Regions from separate parts of the Mus musculus genome. Here all the other regions are linked to region 1. A link is a loop called in an ENCODE intact Hi-C map of the cell type or tissue named here. Cell type or tissue: left cerebral cortex. All regions are shown on one strand. Links, peaks and the distances in the headings refer to the core of each region. The heading gives the core; the rest is flanking DNA.

Region 1 (7,209 bases), core at 866-5,865:
TACTGGTCACAGACATTCAATAGACTATCTGGGATATCACAGCTTTGAAGTACAGAGCAGAACACCTGCTAAGACTATGGCATGTAAACTATGCTAGCTGGGAGTCATGGTACACGCTTGTAATCCTTGCATTCAGAAGGCTGAGGCAGGAGGATCATGACTTCAAGTCCTGTGCTACATAGTGAGGATAAGAACAACCTGAGGATTTATCTGGGATGTAAGAGGCCATGAGTTTGACTCCCAGTACCCCAAAGGGAAAAAGAAAAAAGGGCAATAATGCCATCCGTGTCTGAAGGGAACAGGGCAAACAGGCAAACACACAGGACACTGGAACAGGGAGGGAGACCCACTTCCTGTCTGCTGGGGGAAAGACCAGGTGAAAGGAGGCATAGTAAGATCTTTTCTTTTTTCTTTTTTTTTTTTTTCCATTTTTTATTAGGTATTTAGCTCATTTACGTAAGATCTTTTCTTAAAAACCAATCAATGAGGGGCTGGAGAGATGGCTCAGTGGTTAAGAGCAATGATTGCTCTTCCAGAGGTCCTGAGTTCAAATCTAGACAACCACATGGTGACTCACAAACATCCATAATAAGATCTGATGCCCTCTTCTGGGGTGTCTGAAGATAGCGACAGTGTACTTACATATAATAAATAAATAAATCTTTAAAAAAAAAAACAATCAATGAGCCAAACAAAAACCTCCAAGCTCCAAGGACCTGCTTTGTGATGGTCCATCCTAATCTACTTTCAGGGAACAAGGGCTACATGCAGGCAAGAGAACTGAGCTTACCTGAAAGCCAGGGCCAGTCCCTCAAGTCCTGCTAGGGCTGAGGGACAGTTCTGCTGCACTACACAGATCCTCCAGAAGGGGGCATGGCACCGCCCATTCACTCAGCCGCTTCTTGCCTAGCTGGCTCAAAAGCCTCACATAGTTAACTGGTTCTTCTCAGCCATCCTAACTGCAATACTCTTCCTAAAATAGTCTGACATCGTTCTGCCACTTGATACCTACAGCCTGAGTTAAGTTTATCAAACCCCACAGTCTGACTTTAAGACCCAGTCTCACACACCTCGCCTTCCTCAGCTTTCTATGTGGGCCAATTATAACTACAGCCTTTCTCTTCCCTCTCTCTGCACTAGGGTTGGATCTAGGGCTTCACATGTTGCATGTCACTCCCCCTGCCTGCACAGCACCTACTCGGGTGGGGAATCCACTCTTGTCTCTTCTTGCCCATCAACTGTCTGCTCTTGAAGCCCAGCTCATATTCACACACTGCTGGGATATTTCTGCTGCCTGTGGCTCTGCCCAGGTCGGTCCTCAGGATTCTTGCTGATGCTCAGGTTGCTTGGCTTCTGCTAGCTGGGCCTGACAGCAAGGCGGTCTGTTAGTCAGCAAGCGCCTCCTGAGCACGCCACGGATTAAGCACTGTGTGTTTTGCATGAACGTTTTCAGCTATCATACTCGGATCAACAAAGGAGATATCATGATTATTCCTATTTTACAGAGACTAAAGTTCTGGGGTGCGGTGGCCTTTTACACTTAACACTGAGAGAGATCTAGGGCTGGACTTGTTCTGCCTTGCTTCAGAGACCCGCTTGTAACCGCATTGAAATGAGTTTACTTAATGAATGGTGCATGCTCACACACCTAGCTGCTTAGGAAGCAGAGGGTGGATCCTCGCTCATAACAACAGAGCGGGGCAGACTGAGGTCGGGCACACATGGCATCTCAGGACTCCAGTAGCTGAGGAGCTGAACCCCAGCTCCAGAGCAAGCCCCATCTCAGCATCCAACCATCCTGTCAAACAGGGGTTTTGTCACTTAGCTCAGTGGTAGAAAATTTATCTGGGATGTAAGAGGCCATGAGTTTGACTCCCAGTACCCCAAAGGGAAAAAGAAAGAAGGGTAATAATGCCATCCGTGTCTGAAGGGAACAGGGCAAACAGGCAAACACACAGGACACTGGAACAGGGAGGAGACCCACTTCCTGTCTGCTGGGGGAAAGACCAGGTGGAAGGAAGCATTGCAGCAGAGCCACTGAAGCGGAGCACATACAGTAATTTCATGCAGAGATCCTTACCGGATAAGCCCATCCTCTGCGGCGCTCCAGAACGTGTTAGGCCACATGGGCGCCGTGGCAATGCGCTTCACCCGGTTTGTGTGGTCTCCAAACATGTGGATCGTCTCCTTTACCGTAAGGTCGTGGACGTGCACCTTGGAGTCAGCTGCCCCCGTGATCAAAATGCGGTCTCCAGCATGAGGCAGGAACTGCTCACAAGAGATCAAATGATTGGCAGGAGATAGGAGAGAGCTGGCTACTGAAGGAGAATGGCCTGGGTGTCAGCGCGCCTTCTCCCTCTCGTATCACTAAGTTTGTAAGAGCTCACCAAAGTGAGCCTGGCTATCGAGCAGCAGCCGATCAGCACAGAAGTTCAGTCAGGATCTGCACTTCGTGCAGTCGGAGTGGTCACCATGCACGCCGAGCTGCGCTGCCTAAGGAGCCCTTTTTTCTGACTCCTCTCCAGATAGGAACTGAGTGGATGATAATTCTCGCTATCCCTTACTAAGAATTCCCAAATTAGGGGCTGGGTGTGTCTCTTCGAGGTGAGCACCCACTTAGTATGTGTAAAAACCAAAGTTTAATCCTGAGCATAGGAGAAGGAGAAACCTTTAAGGGTCATGGCTAAGGGCATAGCTTACTGGCAGACCACATGTGTGACATCCTTGATGTTCTAGGTTCAATTCTAGCACCAAAATAAAGCAGAGCAAGCAACCAACCACTGAGTTTCAGAACACCGCAAGGCTGTTCAAACCCAGACTGGGGCTTTATATATCCACCCACCCACCCACCCACCTACATCTCAGTTCATCCACATGTCCGGCCATCCAGGTTTGGATTAAAAAGCAATTCCCATCTTTTGACCTAAACTCCTAATTCTATGAAAGATCCAAAGGATCCAAAAGAGAAAATGGGATCTAGGCAAAAAATGTTCAGCCAAATACTCCTTATAGAGCAAACAGTGGGAAGAGTGCAGATGTTGGGCTGTGGAGAAGGGCTGGCCACTATAAGACTACTACCATCACCCCAGTCAAGTGAAGAACGTAACATTCCAGATGACACGAAGAAAACCTCTCTCCCTCCCTGTCCCTTTGTGTGTGTCTGTTTGTCTATCTCCCCTCCTTCCTTCCCTGTACTGAAGACAGATCAGATACTGGCATGGAGAAAGGCAGGCAGCTGCTCTACCACAGAGCTATATCCCAGCTCTCCCTTTTGATTTTTATTTGGAAGAGAAAACAAAAATGCTCTTCTGCTTTGTCACTTAGAAATAGGAATATATAAACTTATTTTTAGGGGCATGCCTCAATCTTTATTCTTGTCTGGAGGCAGCATAGATTCCAGCCACAGCAAAAATAGGTGAAGTAAGCCCTCAGTGCTGCCTTGCTTGCAATGTGCCGCAGCTGCCACCAGGGGGAGCGCCTGGACGGAATATGATGAATGCCCAGAGGCAGTGTTTTCACTAAGTCCATGGAAAAGGAGGCTTTTCTTAAACAAACTGGAAAGAGTGCAGTGGGTGATGGCACTTGCCACACAAGCCTGGTGACTTGAAATCAAGCCTGGGGTCCCATAAAAAGGAAGGAGAGGATCAACTCCACCAAGCTGTCCTTTGGCTTCCTCACATTCCCCCGTCCCATATCACACACCTATATCATAATACATTGCTGAAAATGTATTTTTAGTGGGTGGTGGTGGTGCACCCCTTTAATCCCAGCACTCAGGAGGCAGAGCCAAGCAGATCTCTGTGTGTTCAAGGCCAGCTTAGTCTTTACAAAGCAAGTTCCAGGACAGCCAAAACTGTTGCACAGTGAAATCCTATCCCAAACAAACAAACAAACAAACAAACAAACAAAACAAAACCAAAAACAAAAAACCTACCACCACCACCAAAAACAAAAAAGAAAAAGAGGTGTTTTATTTAAACCACCAAAACTGGGCTGGTGAGATGGCTTAGCAGGTAAGAGGGACGGCTGCTCTTCTGAAGGTCCTGAGTTCAAATCCTAGCAACCACATGGTGGCTCACAAACATCTGTAATGAGATCTGACACCCTCTTCTGGTGTGTCTGAAGACAGGTACAGTGTACTTGTCTTTATTTATAATAATAAATCTTTGGGCCAGAGCAAGCAGGGATTAAGCAAGCGAGGCCGACCAGAGAGAGCAGAGGTCCTAAATTCAATTCCCAACAACCACATGAAGGTTCACAACCATCTGTACAGCTACAGTGTACTCATATACATAAAATAAATAAAATCTTAACACTAAAAACACTAGAAGGTTGTGAACAACTACTGTCAAAATATAATCTTGGAAGGTGACCACAGACGTACTGCAGCGTCTTTCCCACACATCAGAACCACAAACCAAGCTCCAGTTGTTCTGCTTCTAGAACAATCCCAGGCACTCACCCGCAGAGGTGAGAGAGAGGGAGTGAGGCAGAACTCAGGGTGATGAGGCTCAGAGCTCCCTGAGGTGGCTCTGGTTTCAGGTAGAGTCACTGCTCTTAAGGAGACAGCCGCACACTCGTGGGCCCACAGATATAAATAAATATACAACGGCAGGGCTGACAAGCCCTTTCCTCACAGGTCACTTCAGATCCAATGTGCCCAGCGACAGGTCACCTCAGTGCAAAAACCCTGCTTCTGGGAGTGGGGCACCAAGGCTCTGCACCCACAGATCTCCAAAGAAACAACGAATGATAAGCATGCAGGATTGTCCTTCCAAGCAAAGATGTAAAACCTGTTCTTTCATCTTGTGTTATCTGTTGGGCCAGGTCATGTTAAGCTACTACAATCAGGACAAGAGGTGGCTAGTAGTCTAAATGACCCTCACAGCCAGGGCCTCCCCAAGGCCCCGCAACCAGGACCAGAGGTGGCTAATAGCCTAAAAAAGCCCTATGCTATTTGTATGACTAAGACCAGGTCAGAGCACTGCTTAGGCCCTTAAGCTAGTGTAGGTAGCCGAGAACCAACCCATCCTCTTGGAAGAAATGGCATGTACCCCAAGTCGAGTTTCAATGTAATTACAATGTCCATGTACACCAGGGATTGTATTATACCAGGAAACTTTTTTTCCAGATTAAACTATGGTTAAATCTGAGGGCTAAAGCCCCTGGCATCAGACTTCCCAAATCTCCATCCAGGTTGATGGTCAATGGGAACCAGGTTCTCACCTCTTCGTGGTTCAAACTCCCTGCCTGACACCCCCCAGAGACCCCCTCCCTCTGACACTTCTCCAGAGGCTGTTCAGGCCAGACATGGTGGCACATGCCTTTAATCCTAGCATTCAGGAGGCAGAGGCAGGTGGATGTCTATGAGTTTGAGAGCAGCCTGGTCTACAGAGTGAAACCCTGCCTTAAAAAAGCAAATAAAAACAACTTTCTTCAATGACCCCACGCATTAGGGGCTCTTTCCTCTCCAGACCCACATGTAATTCTAAGGCCTAACAGCCACGGCTGGGTTTGCTCTCTGGGATCAAGACCTAACCTCTGTGCACAGGGATGAAAAGACTGTCAACTGTAGGCAGTAAAGTGCTGGCATCCATGAAGCCCTAGGTTCTGCCCTCAGCACCATATAAGCTTATGGTAAAGCACTCAGAGGAGGCCCAGCGGAGGGCTAGAAGTTCACAGTCATGCTCAGCCAAGGACCAGAGGTTCCAGCCTGGAATTAAAGGAGACTTGTCTCACAGGGACAGGGCTCCAAGGTCTGTAGGGTCCTCCCCACCTCCTCTCAGCTAAATTCCCTTTTATCAAGGGAAAAGATTCATTTCCTAGGGGCTGGAGAGATGGTTCAGCGGTTAAGAGCACCGACTGCTCTCCCAGAGGTCCTGAGTTCAAATCCCAGCAACCACATGGTGGCTCACAGCCATCTGTAATGGGATCTGATGCCCTCTTCTGGTGTGTCTGAAGACAGAGACAATGTATTTATTTATTTATTTTTAAAGATTTATTTATTATATGTAAATACACTGTAGCTGTCTTCAGACACACCAGAAAAGGGAGTCAGATCTCATTACAGATGGTTGTGAGCCACCATGTGGTTGCTGGGATTTGAACTCAGGACCTCTGGAAGAGCAGTTGGGTGCTCTTACCTGCTGAGCCATCTCACCAGCCCGAGACAGTGTATTTAAATAAAACAAACAAATAAATCTTTTTTTTTTTTTTTAAGATTCATTTCCTAGGCCAAGGTAGAAGATCTATGCTAGGTGTTTTTGTTTTTGTTTTCTCTAAGATCTATGAATGTTTTGCACGTCTGCCCTTGGAGGTCAGAAATGGAGTCCGATCTGCTGAACTGGATTAAGCCCCCATGGAGTTCTGGGAATAGGGCGAAAGGCAAGAACTGACTCATGCCAGTGTTCTCATGCCCTCCACATGTATGAGGACATACATGCACAGCATGGCAAATGTGTCCTCCCACACTAACAAATGTATACAGATTTAATAAATATAAATGGATCCTGAGTTGGCCCATGGTTTTGAGAAGAACAGAGAAAAAGAGACCACTCTCCAATGTTCACAGCACAGGACATGCTATACCATACAACCACCCCACAGCCCAGGCCTGCCACGGGGCTTGTTTGGCTCACCTTGACAGAGAAGATATTTGCTGTGTGTCCTGTGTGCATGGACAGCAGCTTCTTGTGGTGCAGTGGGTCCCACACAATGGTGTGCTGGTCGTCGGAACCAGACGCCAGCAGGCTGAGGGTAGAATTAGGAACTCTGACTTCTCAAGGTCCCCGCTACCTCTTCCCCATTCCCAGGGGATAGGAGTTGGGCACAGATAACTCAAAGGACAGTAGATGTTGCAGGTTAGCTTATAAATATTACTAGATTATATTTTACTTTGTTAAGAATCTCCAATATTCTCCCAATACATTGGCTTACAGTAAAACAGGGCTTGGATGTTACCCAAGCTTCTATCTATACTTGAGTTACTAGTCAAACTGTATTGACAGTCATGAGATAAGCTTAGGATGGCACAGAACGGAGCCCATCTCCGCTGCTCTGGCCCCTCCCTTGCCCCTGCAGGTCATACTTACTCTCCTTTCTCATTCCACTCCAGACAGTTGACACAGCCTGAGTGTCCCTGGGGGAGGAAACAGAGGGTTAAGAAATGCACAGTTCCCTGGGAAGCTCAATGCCAAGAGCTTAGGGTTA
Region 2 (7,209 bases), core at 834-5,833, 110 kb after region 1:
TGTAAGTGTGTTGATGTTTCTAAGAGCTGCACTGTGTCTGTGTGTAGTACTGTTTGTGTCTACGTAGTAATGTGTCTAAGAGCTGGGCTGTATTGTATGGTATCATATCATATGTAGAGAGGATAGGCTGAGTGCCCACTACGGTGTATTGAGGGGCTGGCCTGTGGGGTCTCTATAGTACAGTGTGTGGAGGAACTAAGTGCGGGTGTCTAGTACAGTGTGTCGGGGTGTCTGTAGTATAGCATATGGAGGGGCTGGTGAGATATGTAGAGTGCAGTATGTCCCTGTCCCTGTCCCTTCTGAATGGCTCTGGGTGCTCCCATTGCTTCTCTGCAACGCTGACACCATTTGAGAGCATTAGGGAGAAGCCGCATGCCTGCCTCCTGCTCACGTGGAGGCTCCGCAGACACTGTCGCAGAAAGTTATGGTGAAGGGCCTCTAGACTCTCCAAAAGCCTGGTGGCTCTCAGGTCCTCAACCCAGCCTGGAACCCTGAGCCAAGTGTTCTGTTGTCATGGCGCACGTGTCCAAAGCTACCAGGCTAGTGTCACCCATGGAATCGGGTCTGTGGGCTCTGCCCTTGTGCTAGATTCTCCTGGCCTCCATGGCCAGGCCGCTGCTGCATTCTCTATCTTACTCCCTTTTCCGCACACGTGCACTTAGGAGCCAGAGGTCCACCGTATGTTCCCCCATCCACAGTTTTTAAGGTTTGTTTGTTTGTTTGTTTAGGGTTGTTAGTTGTTTGTGACGGGATCTTACTATACAGATCAGGCTGGCCTAGAACTCTTGGTGATTCTTTTGCCTCAGCCTCCCAAGTGCTGGGATCTCAGCTGTGAACTGCCCAGATCCAGGGCAAGCACTCTCTGCATCCCTCCTCACAGCCTACACTTCGAAACAGTGGTTCACTATGAACAATTCCCAGTCTCTAGAAAAGTAGAGACAATAGGGTAATTATTTCCCACCTGTTTTAATAAGTTCAAACTCAGTACCAGGATTGTTTCCTCCAGTCCCTTGACCTGTACCCCGTGAAGGCCTCTGGGATATTCAGAACAAATGCAGGTTGAGGAACCCTTTAAAGACCTACCAAGGTTTTGGATGAGTGAGCTGGAGTTCCTGGGCTGCGGGACCCAGGAACCGAGTGAGCTGGTTGGACGGTTGGACGTAGTGGGAGGAGCTTCCTGGACCGCCTGACCTCTCCTCCGCCTGCTCCCTGGCAGGTGTCCTGGTCCTGACCTGGTTCATCAACAAGTTCCGCATTGTCAAGCTGACCCCCAAGGACCAGTTCATCATTGCCTATGGGGGCCTGCGAGGGGCCATCGCCTTCTCGCTGGGCTACCTCCTGGACAAGAAGCACTTCCCCATGTGTGACCTGTTCCTCACCGCCATCATCACCGTCATCTTTTTCACCGTCTTTGTGCAGGTGCTGGGCCTGGGGTGGGCAGACCCCTGCCTGGGGGCCCCGACTTTTGTGGTAGAAAAAAAAAAGGCTGTGGGCATGCTGTCACTAGCTTGCCGCATGACTTTGGGCAAGCCGTCCCCCTTTGAGGCCTCAGTTCTCAGCTGTGACAATGAGAAGTCAATCAGTATATGAAGTGACGAATGTTGCCCAACTTGAGTAAGAGCCACTGGAGTGACGTGGGTAGCAGCCGGCAGGCCCAAGATCTACTGCCCCATCATGGTAGGGCTGAGTGGCATCATGGTTTAGCATCTGCAGCAGTTCAGCATAGGCGGCCGGACAGTCTCCTGAGTCAGGAAGGCCTGGACTCAGCCTAACGTTCTACTAGCTGTTTCCTGGGAAGGCGTGCCTGTCTGCAGTGAGGAGTCGGGGCTAGCTGGTTACAGCCCCTACAGCCTGCTGGCCCATGACTTCTGGGCTTTAAATGACCCAGGCTTAGCAGGCTTCCGCCCTGTCTCTAGCTGTCCACGAGGGAGGCCTGTGTGTGATAGTGCATACTGCTGACCCTCGGCTGACTGGCCCAGAGCAGGTGAGAGGCTGTTGGGCCTCTGTTTCTCTCCCATCCTCTACCTCCCACCCTGGGCACAAGCACTCATGGTGTGAGGTGCGACACACCTCTGCCTTCTCATGAGAAAAGACATGGGGAGACCTCTTGGAAGGGGGTGCAGTTCCTGTCCTTTTGCAGGAGAGAGCTCCTCCATGCCCTCCTGCGCTATCCTCAGAAACCCTGCTTCCCCTCAGCTTTGCTGTGGGTGTTCCATGGGTGACAGTACCATCACGGTGACCCAGCCAGCCTGACTCGGGGTCTGCTGCTTCTGTGGGGCCATAGGGAATCACTCAGCCCCGCTGCCACTCAGTTTCCACAGCTGTAAAATGGGAGCATCTCTCAGGGATAGTGCAGATACTGAGGCACAGATACTAGTCAATCGTGGAGAGTCTGACGGAGGCAGGGCAGAGGGGCTCCGTCTACAGGGCCTGACCCCAGCAGTGAGGCTGGGAGCATCTCTCAGGGATAGTGCAGATACTGAGGCACAGATACTAGTCAATCGTGGAGAGTCTGACGGAGGCAGGGCAGAGGGGCTCCGTCTACAGGGCCTGACCCCAGCAGTGAGGCTTGGTCCACTGGCTGACCTATCAGGAAGAAGTGGCCTTTAAAGGCCTGCCTTGCTTTGCATGCTGAGGTAGGGAGACTGAGAACCTCAAAGGGGAGACCCTCCTTGCCTGGGGGTGGGGGGCCTTCGAGGAGAAGGGTGGTTCCTCCACCTCTCTGTCAGGAGAGCAGAACCAGATTGTCTGACACCCACCTGCCCTCCAGGGCATGACCATTCGGCCCCTGGTCGACCTGTTGGCCGTGAAGAAAAAGCAAGAAACAAAGCGCTCCATCAACGAGGAGATCCACACACAGGTACCGGGGGCTGGGCTGGGCCTTGGGTTGCAGAGGTTTGTGGAGCCGAGGCAGAGCTGGGCCTTAAGCCCGCCTTCCCTTATCTCAGTGCCAGGTTGTCTTGGCCCCTTGGGCCCCCTTCCAGGCTCTAGCTGAAGGGACAGTGTGGTGTGAGCGCTTGGGAGCCCAGGAGGCTCTGTCATTAGGTTCAAGTGGGTTCTGAGAAGGGGACTCACCAGAGTGTGGCCTGGGCTTCAGGAGGAGTAACGGGAAGGCGCCACCTCCTGGCTCTTCCTGGAACTGTAGGGGGCAGGCTAAGCGGAGCCATAGTTGGGGAAAAGGTGGGTGGAGTGGGGAAGGAGGCCAGCAGTAAGGCTTGACCTGGCCCTGGGCCCATTTCAGTTCCTGGACCACCTTCTGACAGGCATCGAGGACATCTGTGGTCATTATGGCCACCATCACTGGAAGGACAAGTAGGTGAAGGTCTGGTGGGCAGGAGGGTGGGAAGGACATTTAAGGGTCCTTGGGGAACGTCCTCGTGCCTAGGAACTAGCCCCCTCCGTCTCCCTCGTCCCACAGGCTCAACCGTTTTAATAAGAAGTATGTGAAGAAGTGCCTGATAGCAGGAGAGCGCTCCAAAGAGCCCCAGCTCATTGCCTTCTACCACAAGATGGAGATGAAGCAGGCCATTGAGCTGGTGGAGAGCGGAGGCATGGGCAAGATCCCATCTGCTGTCTCCACTGTCTCTATGCAGTGAGTACCACTGGCAGATCTGGGCAGCATCTCTACCCCATGCTAGCTCCCTCAGCCTAGCCTGAGATGGACTCCAGGGCTACGCTGTTGCCTAGCTGGTCAAGTTGGGCTTGAGGTCCTTGCGGCCATTCTAAGGACTTGGGACATTGGCAACCCACCCCTGGGCTTTTGACCCCAGCATGGCCTTGTGCTGTCAAAGAGAGACCTAACCTGTGTTCTGTTGTCCCAGGAACATCCACCCCAAGGCTGTGACTTCAGACCGCATCTTGCCAGCACTGTCCAAGGACAAGGAGGAAGAGATCCGCAAAATCTTGAGGAGCAATCTGCAGAAAACCCGGCAACGGGTGAGGTCCCGTCTCAGCCTGGCCCTCCTTAGCTTCTCTCCTGTGTGCACCCTCGGCACCTCCTCCGCCCTTCTCCTGCCTCCCACACCGCCAGAGCCTCTCTGGCTCTGGCCTCCCAGCCTGGATTCTGAGCCCTCTCCTGCTCTGATGGCTGTTCCCCCCTCAGCTGCGGTCCTATAACAGACACACGCTGGTGGCCGACCCCTACGAGGAAGCCTGGAACCAGATGCTGCTCCGGAGGCAGAAGGCCCGGCAGCTGGAGCAGAAGGTGCGTTGCCGGGCTCTGTCCAGCTCCTCTTCGGGCACGCACCGAGCTACTTTAGAAACAGACAGGGAGGTTTGTTAACGGGGTAAGAGTTTGGGCTTTATCCTAGAGGAGTGACTGTCGGGGAAAGAGAAAGGAGTGAGCGTGAGGGACACAGGAAGGGACACTAGTAAGACGTGGTGACTGGGTTACCAGTTTGAAGTGGGGCCACTGGGGAGGTAGAGGTCCAGCGTGGCCAAGAAGGAGCACCGTGTGCTGAAAAGCAAGGCGCTGAGCTCAGTCTCGGTGCGCTGGGTTTGCGACACCCAGGGTGCACAGGACTTAGGTATGCTGCCTGGGTTGGTTTTTGTTTTTATTGTTATTGTTCTATTTTTGTTTTAATCTGAAACCTTGGGGATCAGGTGTGGGGTGGAGGCAAAGCTAGAGAAGAATCGATGTGTCTGAGATTCTCAGAAAGCTAGCACGGCTTTCTGGGAGCCTGGGACAAGGCCCTGGAAGGCCCTGAAGCGCCGGTGTGGGTGGCCAGCACACTCTCAGTGAGAGCCTGCTGCCTGCGTGTCTGGCAGAGGACTTCTGCCAGCCCACCGTCCACTCAACCTGTCCTCTCTCTCTGTCAGATCACCAACTACCTGACAGTACCGGCCCACAAGCTGGACTCGCCCACCCTGTCTCGGGCCCGCATAGGCTCAGGTAAAGAGCTAAAGAAGGGCCCTCAGGCGGGACAGGCCTCAGAGAGGCAACGGGAAGTTAGTTTTTCCCCAGGAGCTTCATTTGTATCTAGAGGGCTGGGTGTGTTAACAGAGAGGGCAGCATAGCCTACCTGTCAAACCCGGGCACAAAGGGACTGCCTGGGTTCAGGATGGGGACTGTGATGGAGCTGTGACACAGAGCACCATGGCAGGGATGGAGAGGCAGTGGGAGTCCTTGTCCAGGGGGAAGAGCATCTGGTAACAGAGCGGTCACTCAGGAAACTGTGGATCCCAGAGACATGATTGCCTTCATTGGAAGGTCTGAGGGACACTAGCACAGGCTGAGGGCTGTTGAGGTGTGGCCATCCCATCAGGGCTCAGGGACAGAACCTGTCTATGCTCTCAATCCACAGACCCACTGGCCTATGAACCCAAGGCAGACCTGCCTGTCATCACCATTGACCCGGCCTCCCCACAGTCCCCTGAGTCTGTGGACCTGGTGAACGAGGAGTTGAAGGGCAAGGTCCTAGGGCTAAACCGGGGTCCCAGGGTGACTCCGGAGGAGGAGGAGGAAGATGAGGACGGCATCATCATGATTCGGAGCAAGGAGCCCTCATCCCCAGGCACCGACGACGTCTTCACCCCTGGATCAAGTGACAGCCCCAGCTCCCAGAGAATACAACGCTGCCTCAGTGACCCAGGCCCCCACCCTGAGCCTGGGGAGGGAGAGCCTTTCATCCCCAAAGGACAGTAGAGCCAGGCTAGTGGGTGTCCCACAGACTCTCCCACGAGAGTGGGGGCTGGGCGCTCCTCTTGTCTCCTGACCTGGATTGGCTCTGCCCCCTTCCTCCGCATGGCAGCTGGGCCCACAGCCCCCACTGCAGCACGGCTTGCCCCTGCCTCCTGGGAAGGGTCCTCTCCTACAGAACTGCCTTCCCAATCCATCCATTTGGCGGACGGCTGGGCTGCTGAGGCAGGCCCCGCCCCATCTCTAGATCCAGGCTCTCCCATAGTGGAACCAGGGCTCCTCAAGGCCCTCCTTCCCTCCAGCCCCTCCTCATCCAGACCAACTCTCCATCCTTGATCATCATTTCTAACCAAAGAGCCACTGGCTCCACTGTGGTCCCAGCAGGAAAGGAGGGAGCTGAGCCTTCCGTGGCCGTGACTGGGCCCCTGTATCAGAGGACAGCAGGCCTGTGGCTGGGAAACAGACCCGTGACCCATAGCAGAGCTGCCCACGGCAGCGCCACGGTTCTCCCGCTAGCCTCGGTGCTCTGGCCACCACCCGAGCTGTCCTTACTCAGAGCTGCGGGCTGAGGGCGTCTCTGAGCTTCTCTGCTGGGCGCTGGGGCACATTCGACAGTGACATGATTGGGGTGATGAGGACCACTGGGCCTTAGTGGGGCTTACACGGGAGGGACTGTCCGAGGCGCTGGAAAGTGTCCTCTACTTACACTTGGCTTATTTGCACCTCACTGTAAGTATGATTCTGTTTGCACAGAGGCACTCTTGTTTTCAGACCCTTTGAGTCCCCCATGCCAGTCAGAGCTCTGCCCTTTCCCCCTCGTCCTTCCTCGTGTCTAACACCGTCCCTTAAATGGAACCTCTGCTGCTGGGGGCCCTTGCCCACAGCACCGATTCTGATGTGGCCCAACCTGTCATGACTCAAGCTCACCAGCAGGGGGCCTCCTGGTACCTCCTTTGCTCTTGGGCCTGCTTTTACTTCTGTTGGCCAGTTCTACCACCACCCCTTATCTGGACCACTCTCTTTCCTGCATTCTGTAGAGTAGAAAGTACTGGACCCCCTAGAGGCCTTTGCTCACAGGCACACACTCCCTACCGCCACCATGGCTGGGGCCAAGCCCATGGGTATCTGCCCAACCCCTGGGCACTCCCTCCCCAGGATCGTGCAATAATAGTCAGAGGGTCCCTCCCAGGGGATGGGGCCATGGGTGCATGGCCCAGCTGTCTCCTCTCCATGCAAGTGCTGTTTTGGGCAGGAGTTGCCAGGCAGGGTGACATCGACAACCATGTACAAAGCCACCGCAGCTGCTGCCGCTCTGCCGCCTGTACAAAGGAAACTGAACCTTTTTCATATTCTAATAAATCAATGTGAGTTTTTGATAAGAGTCCAGGGCTGCTTCCTGGGCCTGGGGGACTTCAGGAAGGAGGGCGTCAGAGGAACTCAACTCAAAGACTGAAACAGAAACATTGTTACCACCAGCTGCTGTGTGGTCCAGTGTGCAGATGCTGGAGTTACACTGTGATATGTCTCTCCATGTGCTGGGGCCGCAGCTTGGTGCTAAAAAGCCTCGGTGG
Region 3 (7,209 bases), core at 834-5,833, 140 kb after region 1:
CCTTGGGGGCAAGCTTTAGGAATGTAATCTCGTGGTTTAGCAAGGCAGAGGGAAGGGCCAAAGCAGACAGCGCCATGTTTGCCATGATTGGGCCTGTTAGAGAGCCCTTCAATGATGGCCGCCCACTGCCCCTGTTGGTGCCCCCATCCCTGGGCTGGCTGAGGAAGGCATTTTACTCCAGTACACTCTGCCTGCTAAATTGAGGTGGGTGGAGTCTGAGATGTTCCTGCAGCCTCTGGGAAGCTGGGCAGATCCCGAGGAGCTAATTTTTCATGCTGTGGAGCTCAGAGGAAGTTCAAGGACAGGACAGGGCAAGCAGATGGTGAGACACAAGGAACATTCCAGCCATCTTCTGACCTCAGACGTGATAGCTCACGCCTGCAATCCCAGCACTGGGAAAGCTAGGCAGGAGGCAATATTGCCATGTCTGTGAGTTGTGGGCCAATGTAGTGAGGGCATCTCCCACAGTCTGGACAGCCCTTGAGGAAGGGGAGAGGAAGCTACTTAATACCTGTGAAGTCAGGAGGGCTTGAGGGAGGTTATGGAATTAAAGTCTGTTAGTCAACCTCCAATGAGAATTTTCCAGAAAGAGAGACCGCAAGGAGGCAGGTGGAGGGGGAGTGTGTAACACGGTGAGATGACAGAATTCAGCCACTTGCAGCGAGTGGGCACCTGCTCTCTCTAGGGAAGCGCAGGCAGGAGCTGAGGGCACGGAGAACACGGAAAATGTGACACGTCCATCTGCATGTTTCTGGTACTTAAAAGAATGACTGAGTCCGTGATCAGTCAGATTCGTGGCCCTGCGTCATTCTGCAGTCATGCAACCAGACTCGTGGAGGTCAGCAAGGGTCAAAATTTAGGTGGGCTCACGAGGTACCACTGCATGAATTCCAACCGCAACAGCCGAGCATCTGTCAGAGCGCCACCTGCTGGCTGATACTGACTGTGGCCAGAATTGAAAGTTTGTTGCCTGAATGGGGAAGGGGACTCCCTTCAAATGACCTGTCCCACTAAAAAATAACTAGTGCTTGATTCATCCTGACCCTCCTGAGGGTCAGCCAACATAAACAACAAACGAAAGAAGGGGGTGTTGTGGTGTGTGCCTATAATCCCAACCCTTGGGAGGTAAAATCAGGAGGGATCATGATTTCAAGGCCAGCCTAGGCTACATAGTGAGGCTATTCCTAAAGCAAAAATAAAACAGTCATACGCCTTGCAACAGGCAAAAAGGTCTCCCGGTGCCTGTTCTCCTGGAGAAAGGTTGAACATTAGTGACCTTCAATGCTTCATTCTCTAGAGGAGGGGGTGTGCTCTGGGTTGGCTGACTCTATAACTGTGTAGGGATAAAACCAACTTATGGAAAACCTATGGTGGATAGAGAGGGTGGATGGGTTAGCTGTTAAGAGCACTGGATAGTCCTGGAGAGGACCAGAAATTGTTTCCCAGCACTTATGGGCAGCTCCCACTACCTGTAGCTCCACTTCCAGGGAATCTGCTGCCTGCCCCCTTCTGGTCTCCACTGGCACGTCATACATTCCTACACATAACACACACACACACACACACACACACACACACAGAAAAACCTTTTTTTTTTTTAAATCGTAATGTGCCAGGAGATGGTTGCACACACCTTTAATCCCAGCACTTGGGAGGCAGAGGCAGACAGATCTCTGAGTTCGAAGCCAGCCTGGTCTACAGAGTGAGTTCTAGGACAGATAAGACTACATGGAGAAACCTTGTTTTCATGGATGGATAGATAGATAACAATTTAAACGACTCCTCTTTAGGAGAAATAACACTTATTGGAAAGGTCAAGTTCACATTTAAAATTATCACATTGTCTTTCTGGCTCCTTATTAACGAGCAAATTCACAAAAGTCTTTGGCATGGGCTCACTGTTTTATTTGTATAAGGGTTTTGAGTTAACCTTATTGGAAATTATGTTTGTTTTAATACAGGTGTCGTGACACACACCTGTAATCTCAGAATTTGGAGGTCAAAGCAGAAGGCATGGGAGTTCGAGGTCATCCTCAGCTAAGAAGGGAATTTGAGGCTAGCCTGGGGTACATAAGATTCTGTCTCACAAAACTGAAAAGAAAGAAAGCCAGGTGTGGTGGCGCACACCTTTAATCCTAGCACTTGGGAGGCAGAGGCAGCCGGGACTACAGAGTGAGTTCCAGGACAGCCAGGGCTACACAGAGAAACCCTGTCTCAAAAAAAAAAAAAAAAAAAAAAAAAGGAAAGAAAAGAAAGAAAGGGTCACAGAGAGATGGCCAGATGGCCAGGCAGTTAGGAGCACTGGCTACTCCTAAGTTGTTTTGTTTTGTTGAAAAAAGATCTTCATATGCAGCTGAAGCTGAACTCCATTTGAGATCCTCCTGCCTCAGACACACATATAAAAGGCCACAGAAAGAAGTCTCGTTTAACTTTGGCACACTTTCCATTCCTCTGGAAGGAATGGGGACTGCTCAGAAGAAAATGACCCCAACACTGGAAGACTGAGGACAAAGTCAGTGACCGGATGCTTGAACATAAACAAGAAAACCCACCAGATAAATTGAGAGGGGGAGAGAGGATGGAGTGACTGGACTGTCCCCTGACTCTAGCAGGAGCTGGCTACCTACTTGTTTGGTCTCTACTTTTGAACTAAAAACTTCCTCCAAGAATGACGTCCGGAATCCCTCACCAACCGGGATCTTGGCGCCACCCTGTGGCTATTTCTGGAACTGCGCATCTATATTGATCCAGCTCTAGCTAAAGGCAAATTGCACCTTTCTCGTGTACATTGTCTCTTTTCTCGTTTCCTGTTCTCCTTTTCTTTTTTCTTTCGGCACTGGGTACGAATCCTGGGTCTCTTCACTTGCCAGACAAGTGCTCTGCCACAGAGCTACACTGTCACTCAGTCTTCTCTTTCTATTTATTGAGCACTGACTGTATGCTAGGTTCTGTGCTAGTGGTTCCTTCAGTGTAGCCTTTATAGTCCAGCAATGCTCTCACTTTATAGACGTGGAAGATGAGTCACAGAAAAGCTAAAGGTTCAATAAGAGACCCTGCCTTAAAAATAAGGGGGAGCACATTTGAGAAAGGCACCCAGTCACCCTCTGGCCTCGGTGCGCGTACGCACACTTACACACTGTATTGGTTTCTTTTCTTTCCTTTTGGGTTTTCGAGACAGGGTTTCTCTGTGTCGCCTTGGCTGTCCTGGAGCTCACTCTGTAGACCAGGCTGGCCTCGAACTCAGAAATCCGCCTGCCTCTGCCTCCCAAGTGCTGGGATTAAAGGTGTGCGACACCACGCCCACGCCCAATGGTACTTTCCTCTTAAGAACAGAAATTTGCCTGCCTCTGCCTCCCAAGTGCTGGGATTAAAGGCGTGAGCCACCATACCCGGTTTGGTTACTTTTCTGTTGCTGTGATAAAAGCCGAGGCACCTATAGAAGGAACACTTTAGGGTTAGGGACTCCAGAGGGAGGACAGTCCATTGTGGCGAGGACTGTGGCAGCAGGTGCCAGACACGGAGCCAAGAACAGGAAAGCTCACAATTGAACTGTAAACAGGAAACAGACAGAGCAAACTGGGAATGACAAGAGTCACTTCCTCCAAGGCCAGCATGCCCCCTAGGCCTCCCCGCAAACAGTGCCACCAACTGGGAACCAAGTATTCACAAGGCTGAGACTATAGGGGACATCTCATTAGAACCACCACACAGGCACACACACACACACACACACACACACACACACACACACACACACACACACGCATGCACACACGAGGACACTCACGAGCACACACGCTCTAAGGAAGACAGAGGAGAAGATGAAAACAGTCCAGCTGGTAAAAACACTTGCAACCCAAACCCAGTGGCACGAGCCAGGTCCCCAGAACCCACGTAAAATTCGGTGGCACACATCCACAACCATAGCATGCCTGTGGCAAGACGGGAGGCAGAGAGAGGCGAATCAGCTAGCAGCTCCGGGGCCAGCCAGCCTGCAGCTCACAGCATGGCTGAAAAGGCTGCCAGAGGCCCTGCCTCAAAACCAAGGTGGATGGTGGGAAACTGTCCTCTGACTCCACACCTGCACCTATGCACACATACACCAAATACTATCATTTTCTTAAAGGCTTTTTTTTTTTCAAGACAAGGTTTCTCTGTGTAGCCCTGACTGTCTTGGAACTCTCTCTGTAGACCATGTTGGCTTCAAACTCAGAGTTCTGCCTGCCTCTGCCTAAGGCACGTATCACCATGGCTGGCTAAAGACTTATTTTCTTTAGATCTAAACTGAAAAAAAAAATAAAAATAAAAAACAAAAAACAACAAAAAAAAACCTTTTATGTTCTATATAGGACTTTTTCCTGCATGGATGTCTGTGTACCATGTGAATGCCTGGTGCCTGCGGAGGCCAGAATCACACATCAGATCCCCTGGAATTGGGGTTACAGATGGTTATGAACCACTGTGTGTGTGAGCTCTAGGAATCAAACCTGAGACCTTTACCATAGCAGCCAGTGCTCTTAACTGCCGAGCCATCTGTCCAGCCAAATTCGGTTTATTTTTAATTACATGTCTCTCTGTGGATATATGCGGGTATCTGCAGAGGCCAGAAGAGGATGTCAGGAGGCAGCCAATAGGGTGCTGGGAACTCTGATCTCAGGGCCTCTGCAAGAGCAGCAAGTATGTTTGGCTTGGCTTCTTGGTGTTGGCTGATTGGTTGCTTTTTTGAATCAGTGTTTCTCTGTATAGCCCTGGCTATTCTGGAGCTTGCTCTGTAGACCAGGCTGGCCTCAAACTCAGAGATCTGCCTGCTTAAAGGTGTGCACCACCACACCTGGCTTTACAGTACACAGTGTTAACTGCTGAGCCACTTCTCCACCCCCTGCCCCTGAGACATCTCTCCAGCCCCCCACACATTCTTTTTCTTTTCTTTCTTTCTTTTTTTTTAAACAATCTGATATTTTTTCTTTTTAATTACATTTTATTTACTTATTTTCTGCATGCAGAGAAGAGGGGTACCTGTGCCACCAAACTGCTGTGGAGGTCATAGGACAAGTTTTCAGAGTTGGTTCTCTCCTCCTGCTATGTGAGACATGGGACTTGAACTCAGGTTGTCAGGCTTGGAGGCAAGCACCTTTCTCCAGCGTCAGTTTCTATTTCTAACAATTTCTTAAAGATGGGGGGTAGGAGGGTCGGAGCTAGACATGCAAATGTACAAAGCAGGAAAATTGTGAGCTTGAGGCCTGGGCTTAACACAGAGGGCTTGGGGGAGGGGAGAGAGGGGAGCACAGTAAAACTATCTAGGAGGAGGAGGAAGAGGAGAAGAAGGAGGAGGAGGAGGAGGAGAAGGAGGAGGAGGAGAAGAAGAAGAAGAAGAAGAAGAAGAAGAAGAAGAAGAAGAAGAAGAAGAAGAAGAAGAAGAAGAAGAAGAAGAAGAAGAAGAAGAAGTAGTGGTGGAGGAGGCAGAAGAAGAAGAAGGAGAAGAGGAAGAGGAGGAAGAGGAAGAGGAGGAAGAGGGAGAGGAAGAAGAAGAAGAAGAGGAAGGGGAAGGGAAGGGAAGGGAAGGGAAGAGAAGGGAAGGGGAGGGGAGGGGAGGGGAGGGAAGGGGAGGGGAGGGGAGGGAAGGGGAGGGGAGGGAATATGCTTTACAGTTTCAAATAGGGTAGTACGAAAAACTTATTTCAAAGAGATCTTTGTCCATGTGTGTGATGTATGCCTTTAACCCCAGCATCTAGGAGGCAGAGGTAGGCGGGTCTCTGAGTTTTATGCCAGCCTGGTCTACGTAACAAATTCCAGGATAGCCTGGTCTACATAGTGGGACTCTGTCTCAAAAAGAGAAAGAGAGAGAGTGCGCCTTTGAATAGAAATGTAGGGTATGGTGGGCTGGGCCATGAGGCTCTGAGGGAGGGATGTCTCAAGTACCCAGGGCAGTAAGTACAAAGGCCCTGGGGTAGCATGGGAATGCAGGCAGCTAGGTTTCTGAGTGGGTGGAAATGGGTCAATGGGGCTCAGAGGAAGCTGTGGCCTCTGTAACAGAGACACACACGGAGAGAGGAGGCACGGACTGCCTGTCTCCAGCTTTGAGTTTGTGTCCCATTACCCAACCACACCTCCTGCAGTGCAGAGGAATTAATATTTTCTATAAATCCTGTAATTATCCCGTGAATAGCACAATTACGCTGCGTTACATTTTGTGCCTGTTCTAAGCTTTCATTTGCTAGATGTAAACATTTAAAATGCGCCGTGCTCTCTGCAAGCTCTCACTTATTTATTTATTTTTAATACAATGGAGACCTAAAATGAGAAGTGACAGGGGTTCCTCTTGACCTCCAAGGGGCTCTGGGAAGAAGGCTGGCGCTCACACCCACACACAGCACACAGCTTCCCACCCTCATATTAACCCTCAGCCACCACAGAGCCCAGCCAGGGCTAAGCGGCTGAGACCTAGTCCCCTACCAGCTCAGGGTGACCTTGGGCAAGTCACCACAGCATTTTCCCTCGCTCTCTCTCTCTCTCTCTCCTGGCCCCTGACACTTTAATAACACAACTCATTTTAGCATTCATGGTCCATTTTAGCAAAATGAGCAGAGGTTAGTGTGCCCATCACAAACAGGTAAACTGAGGCTCTGAGAGGTTTGGCTGCTGTGCAAGAAGTCTGAGGGAGAGAGAGAGGAGGTAGAAAGTGTGGCTCAGGGGTGCGAGGCTTCCAGGGGTCCATCCTCAGCAGAGCAAGAAGAAGAGAGAAGGGTAGAAGAGAGGTGCACTGGATCTCAAGCCAGCCTGGGTTTGAGTCCCCAACCCACATTTATTTATGTTGGTCCAATGATAAAATCTCCTGGAACCTTGTCGGCACGGTGTTCACAGTGAGGGCAATCCTAACTCCTGCCTTGTGATTACTATTACTATTATTATTATTATTATTATCATTGCTCAGTCTTACCAAGTCTCGTGATCCTGGAGGGGGATAGGCAGGATGGGAGGAGGGCCCTCAGGTCCGACCCAGCCTGGCCACACCCGGCTGTGGGGACTGTGGTTATTTTGTAGCCTCTGTTTGTCTATTTGCTTTGGTTCTTTGTCGTTTTGAACCAGGGTCTCAGGCTAGCTCCGAACTTTGAACCTGAGTTCTGGTCCTGTTGCTCCACCTCCCACCTCCACCTCCACCTCCCTGTTGCTGGGATTACAGCCGCTCCGTGCTTGGTTTAGGATGCGTTG

The links. Peaks named below come from ENCODE experiments on the same cell type or tissue, not always from the same donor. Only the 100,000 strongest peaks of a DNase experiment are listed, where the experiment ranks them.
Region 2: it touches region 1 in a loop (2.6-fold over the local background); 17 of 42 quality-filtered maps call a loop at or near these places.
Region 3: a loop joins it to region 1, with 9 times the contacts of the local background. A loop is called at or near these places in 19 of 42 quality-filtered maps.

The regions. Positions count from the first base shown.
Region 1 is chr4:133,306,669-133,313,877 of GRCm38, forward strand. It overlaps Wdtc1 (WD and tetratricopeptide repeats 1), which reads right to left. Exons shown (of 16, transcript NM_199306.4): 4 at 7,092-7,138; 5 at 6,639-6,750; 6 at 2,081-2,268. Among named protein-coding and RNA genes, the nearest start is that of Wdtc1, 29 kb to the right of the region's middle. In left cerebral cortex, for the core only: CTCF peaks have their summits at 867 (motif pointing right) and 3,455 (motif pointing right); a DNase peak (open chromatin) is centred at 3,462; H3K27ac peaks cover 452 bases.
Region 2 is chr4:133,416,684-133,423,892 of GRCm38, forward strand. Slc9a1 (solute carrier family 9 (sodium/hydrogen exchanger), member 1) reads left to right here. Exons shown (of 12, transcript NM_016981.3): 5 at 1,217-1,419; 6 at 2,771-2,860; 7 at 3,242-3,312; 8 at 3,419-3,592; 9 at 3,822-3,936; 10 at 4,103-4,204; 11 at 4,819-4,891; 12 at 5,304-7,019. The coding sequence ends at 5,644. Among named protein-coding and RNA genes, the nearest start is that of 1700091J24Rik, 15 kb to the right of the region's middle. In left cerebral cortex, for the core only: a CTCF peak has its summit at 3,128 (motif pointing left); a DNase peak (open chromatin) is centred at 3,128.
Region 3 is chr4:133,449,041-133,456,249 of GRCm38, forward strand. No RefSeq gene overlaps it. Among named protein-coding and RNA genes, the nearest start is that of Gm42322, 12 kb to the left of the region's middle. In left cerebral cortex, for the core only: CTCF peaks have their summits at 929 (motif pointing left) and 2,719 (motif pointing left); DNase peaks (open chromatin) are centred at 881 and 2,710.